Linked DNA regions of Homo sapiens: region 1 is linked to region 2. Evidence: read pairs that join two places in POLR2A ChIA-PET (ENCODE). Cell type or tissue: GM12878. All regions are shown on one strand. Links, peaks and the distances in the headings refer to the core of each region. The heading gives the core; the rest is flanking DNA. Region 1 has its middle 180 kb from the start of METTL4. Region 2 has its middle 260 kb from the start of METTL4.

Region 1 (2,921 bases), core at 207-2,706, 83 kb after region 2:
AACAGAGAATCTCCATGTCTTCAGCCCTTCTCTCAACCTTTCTGTATTTCCACATGCCTGTCCCTTTTTAGTCTTGTCTGATGATTAATTATAATAGCCCAATAAAGAAATGGCAGATTGCATTAGGTTATGCAGAACCAAAGAGGTCTGGAAAAAACAGAGCGTGATCCATACCTACACGAGTTCTCAGATGATATCACATATTGCCAAGAAATATTACTACATTAATACCACAACAACATGAAAATTATCAGTAAAAGCCACTAATACACAGCAAAAATCCAAACCTAAGGCTTATTCATGTGTGGGGTGTGGATGTGTGTGCATGTATGTGTGTGTGCATGCGTGTGTGTCTGTGTGTTTCTGTGTAGAAGAGAGACATGCGAGAGGTCAAAAATAGAGAAATGAGAAAGAAAAGGATAAAAGATAGATGATAGAAAGCCAAAGACCATTTCCCTTGTTCAGAACTGATCTCTTCCCGTGGAACCAGAGAGCTTTTGAGACTGGAAAATATGGGAAAATAGGCATTTTACAACGAGGCCCCGTCACCTCCAGAAGTGTCTCGATAATGAAGAGCGCTCGGGCACTGCTGTAATCCCCATCCTGGGCAGCTTTCATCTCCCTGCTAAGACTGCATGGTCTCGGGTTATTTTTAGTGGTCTGCTTCCTTCTTTAACTTAATTTTGTGGTGATGTGAATAGAAAGGTTATACAGATGATCAAAGGAAGAGATCTTTAAAAGGCTGAAACCCTGCTGAGCATAAACAAAAAGAATTTTTGTCAGTATCCATGGTAGTTCTCTGTGACTTTAAAAAAAATAGCAGCAGCTAAGACATACATTTCAAGCGATGAGAAGCAGGTTTGCAACTGAACTGCCTTGATCAACTTCTAAATTAATATTTTATGTGACAGGGAAGTATGCTCTCTTCTCCAGCCCAATCTGGGAACTTATTACTAGCTTTCCGCATGAGACCAGCTGGAAGCTCAGGCATGAAGGTAGAGGAATTGTCCCTGGCTATTGTCTATCAAAGCCTCCTCTTATAGCAGCAGCTGTAAACCGGCAGATGTGGAGCAAAATAAATCCAATTCAGATTTTCTTCCCTAATCTATATATCCCTCTAAGGGAAATGGCCTGCATATCAGTAAAACCAAGCTGGAAAAATGTCCTATTGTTTCATCAGCCTCCAGTTAATAAACAAGATTTTAAAAAATCATTTTCACCAACACAACCCTGCACTGTCCCAAGGGACCTGCCCTGAAGGACCTTCAAAAGGTGACTGTAAGAGTGAGTTTCTACCTTTGGGCTGAAATGTGGTGAATGGGCCAGTGTCTTTGGAAGGCTCCATTCTAAGCAGCACCTTGCACACCACAGGCTGCACAGATGGCATTCCTCTGCCACTCTTCTCAAACCTACAGGCCTCCAACCTCTCTTCTTCCCCAGAAGCTCTGAGTGCCTGACCAGAGGTTACTTACGTCCACTGGATAGTTCCTTATGGAGATAAAAAATAAAAGAGAAAATATAAAGGGGAAAAGTGGCAGAATTGGAAAACTCATTTGTTTCCTCAAACCTCAAAGCATGACCACCCAGAAAGAGGTTGAATTGAGAAAATAATAACAAAGAAAATTTTACTGGAAATGAGGGTGAGTAGGGGACAGAGAAAGGAAGCTCAGTCTAAAAAAGAATCTATCTAGCACCTTTTCAAATAATTCTATAAATGTCCTTCCAGAATGACTAAACCGGAAAGGAAATGTCTCCCCGACCCCTTGCTGGTTAATATTTAATGTTTGTTTAACACCCTGCACAAGCTTTCTGCTGTTCTGTAACATTTGAGAAAGGAATTACACACTGATCATAATATATTGTTTAAATTATATGCATACCTAAAGTTTTCAGTTATAACTAAAATAGAAAATGTGACTGAGAATTTTTTTAATTGCTAGAAGATAGATTACACAGGTGCATTCATCACTGCGTTAGGCTTTTTTGTTGTTGTTGTCATTGTTTTTACTATAGCATAGCACTTTCAGAGGTGGAGGCTCAGGAAAGGCCTTCTAATGTGACAGTTTTCAGGCAATAAAATGGGACTCTTCCAGAAGAGACATTCTTGCATATTAAAGACTGTGCATGTGTCAGGGCAGCCGGTACATGGAAAATCTCTGAACCTTCCACTCAATTCTGCTGTGAACCTAAAACTGCTCTGAAAAAAAAATAAAAAATAAAAAAATAAAAAACTCTCTAAAAAAATGGCAGCAACCTTTTGGGAGATACGCAAAACAGATGAATAAATGGATATTAACTTTGCAAACTAGAAAAAGCTGAATCCTAAATTGTCAATGGAGGAATACTCAGGGCAGTGAATTGCTCTGTATAGTACTCCAATAGTGGCTACATTTGTCCAAACCTATAGAATGTACAACACTAACAGTTAATCAAAGAACCAGATGGAACATAACAGGGAAGATAGAAACACGTAATTACAAAACACACCCAAAAAGTGGGTAAATGACTAAGAAGAGAAGGAGAAACAAGACTAGTTGATGAAGATGTGAGAAAGTAAAAGTATTTGAAAATAACTTTGATTTAAAAGGAGAAAAAAATGTAAGAGATTACAAAGTCAGAAACTAAAATGTAAGCAAACGAAATTCTACATGGAAAAAGGGTTATGACTGTTTTTACGGTTGATTTTTTAACCAATTATGACACCACGTGCCCTTTGTAAAAAATTTAGAAAATGCATCAAACTAAATAGAAGTAATAGTATCCATAATCCCACAATTCAAACCAAATATAATAAATATTCAAATGCATTTCTTTCTATATTTTAAACACATTTATATAGTTATGAAAAGATGACATTGACAATTTAAATTCTGTTATTATCCCTTAACACAATCACGTGAATCATTTCCCACGTTATTAGA
Region 2 (2,921 bases), core at 196-2,695:
TGCATAGTAAAGGGCTAAGGTGGGAGGGCCAGATTTTTTCAGGGCTACGTGAAAGACACACATGGTTTAACCAGTCCCCTGGGCCTTATGCAAACTAGACACCACCTCCTTCAGCCTCCCAATATAATAGACCGCCCTTCTGCCGCACACAAGGTTTCTCTTTTGTCCAAGCCCTCCTCCTTTGTCTCTGTACAGGGGAGCTGTTCTCTTCTTTCTTCTTTCTTTCTTGCCTATTAAACTTTTCACTCCTCAAAACCACTCCACGTGTGTCTGTGACATTAACCCTACTGAAGCAAGACCGAGGACCCTGGTGTTCCTCCAGTCATCAGAGCTGTATCAGTACCAAGATTAAATTTGTAAAATCTCTCCTAGTTCCCTACATCTTATTTAAGAACTAAACATTGGTCCGGGCACAGTGGCTCACACCTGTAATCCCAGCACTTTGAAAGGCTGAGGTGGGTGGATCACTTGAGCCCAGGAGTTCAAGACCAGCATAGGGAACATAGTGAAACCCCATCTCTACAAAAAATTAGCTGGGTATGGTGGCACATGCTTGTAGTCCCAGCGACTCAGGAGGCTGAAGTGGGAGAATCACCTGAGCCCAGGAAGTCGAGATCACACCACTGCACTCCAGCCTGGGCATCAAAGTGAGACCCTATCTCAAAAAAAAAAAAAAATATATATATATATATATATATAAAGGAATTATACATCATTTTTATTTCTATCCAGTGTCGTGTCCCCAGGATAACAATCATGGGCTGTGAGGATTATTACATCAAGATGTTTTAAATAATTTTTTAAACAATGATTCCTCAAACTTCCCTGAAGCATGGATGATTATACATGTTCTGAAGTATTGGTGTGTGTGCCTGAATAAAGAAGCATGGGAAACAGAACTCTGGAACAAAGACAGTTAGGATATCAACTCTATAATGCCACAGTCATGGAGTCAAGAAGGGTTACTGTATTAACACTTGCTTGTAGTTTTATGAGTTTAAGGATGAGCCGTTTTGTTTTGTGGAAGACCACAATATGCTACCCCACAATATTCCTCTTTGGCATAAAGATCAGTCAGCTGATGGCATTTAAGAAGCAGATGCCAGTTGGGTGCCATGGCTCATGTCTGTAATTCCAGCACTTTGGGAGGCCAAGGAGAGAGGACCACTTGAGGCCAGGAGTCTGAAACCAGCCTAGGCAAAATAGCAAGACTCTATCTCTACCAAAAAAAAAAAAGAAAAAAAAATTAGAAATTAACTGACTGTGGTGGTGCACACCTGTAGTCCTAACTACTTGGGAGACTGAGGTGGGAGAATCACCTGAGACCAGGAGTTCAAGACTGGAGTGAACTATAATCGTGCCACTATACTCCAGCCTGGGGCACATAGTGAGATGCTGCCTCCAAAAAGAAAAAAGAAGAAGGAAGAAGAGGAGGAGTGGGGCAGGGGAGGAGGAAGAGAAAGAAGAGGAGGAGGAAGAAGGAAAAGAAGAAGGAGAAGGAACAGCAGATGCGGGAAAGCTCTCTGTTCTGTGTCTATGTGGCTTAAAGCAGGACATGAATTTACAAAGTCAAAAAATCTCACTTCCCCTCTCTAACAGGGAGAACGAAGGTTAACCACTGAAGACAATTTTAGACCCTTAAGGGCGTGAAGATTGCACCAGAGTGATCTATATTAACAAGCTCTACTAACCAGCCTTTATCTGCCAGTTATATGCCTTTCCCCACATTACTCCCGCTGGAGATGCAAAGCCCTCTTCCTTGTCTTGTCACTTCTCTAAACATTTACTGTTCTTTGTTGAAAACACCATATAAACTGGGATTCAAAACCACCTCTGTGAGAACTATTCATTCCCTGGGTGTCTCCCCTGTACATTGAAATATACATGTTAATAAACTTCTGCTTGTTTTTCTCTTGTGAATCTGTCTTTTGTTACAGGGATCTGTCCCAACTGAGAATTGATGAAGGTTGAGAAAAAAAGTCTTCTTCCTCTCTTACAGTTCCTTTTAAGAATTTACGCTGTTGGTGTACATAGACGCCATGTGTGTATGTTTTAGTTAGACAGGACCTTAGGAAGAGCTAGGAAGGTGGGTGAAGACTGCTAGTAACATTACAGGAAGTCCCTGCAACTTTCAGCTTGCTTCCATCACTAGTGGGAGGCATGCACAGGGGCACTTTTTTGGTCACAATATTAACAATCTAATAATAACAGAGAATCTAGTAGTTATATTTAGGGCAGGTGGAAGTGTTTCCTACCTTGCTAGTCTCATTTCTCAAGCATTGGGGCTTATAGTCAGAACCTTAACTGTTATATATCATAAAAAGGGCTAAAGCATAATGTGAAATTAATGGCCAATCTTCTCTGTAAATCTTCATCCCAGAGATCTGACAGTTTCTGTAGTATCAGTCAGAACTAAGGTTATTATTACCACTTACTCCTTCACTAAGGCAAATGCTACTCGGTTGCTAAATTATAGCTATTTTCGCAGTGTCACTGCAGAGCCTTCCAACGGAGAATCATTTCATAAATAGTAATTCTGTGTTGGTGTTGATTGTCAAGCAAATTTAAGATAGCTAGGGGAGCTCAACAGGTAAATTTGAAGGATTCACTGAAACTCATACCTTCCCTCCAAAATAAACTTGAACATGAATGCTATACCAACAAATAAATAGTTAAGATGAATGATGTTTAATATATAATTGCCAGACCAAAGATTTCATTCATGTGTGTGACAAATATTTCCTGTGTGCCCATCATGTGCCAGACACCATAGCGGTGCTAGAACCATGAACATGAAAGACTCAATCACTAGCCTCAGTAGTATACTGTCCAGAGTAACAGCTAGAAAGGAAATTGTTTGTTATTTAAAATAAACAAGCAGTTGGGTGCATGGTGATTTGTATCTGTAATCCCAGCACATT

What was found. Peaks named below come from ENCODE experiments on the same cell type or tissue, not always from the same donor. Only the 100,000 strongest peaks of a DNase experiment are listed, where the experiment ranks them.
Region 1: POLR2A ChIA-PET joins it to region 2 with 10 read pairs; 2 of 35 experiments call an interaction of 5 or more read pairs at or near these places.

The regions. Positions count from the first base shown.
Region 1 is chr18:2,394,282-2,397,202 of GRCh38, forward strand. No RefSeq gene overlaps it. Among named protein-coding and RNA genes, the nearest start is that of METTL4, 180 kb to the right of the region's middle. In GM12878, for the core only: no CTCF peak of the experiment used is centred there; a DNase peak (open chromatin) is centred at 1,728.
Region 2 is chr18:2,311,079-2,313,999 of GRCh38, forward strand. No RefSeq gene overlaps it. Among named protein-coding and RNA genes, the nearest start is that of METTL4, 260 kb to the right of the region's middle. In GM12878, for the core only: no CTCF peak of the experiment used is centred there; a DNase peak (open chromatin) is centred at 1,613.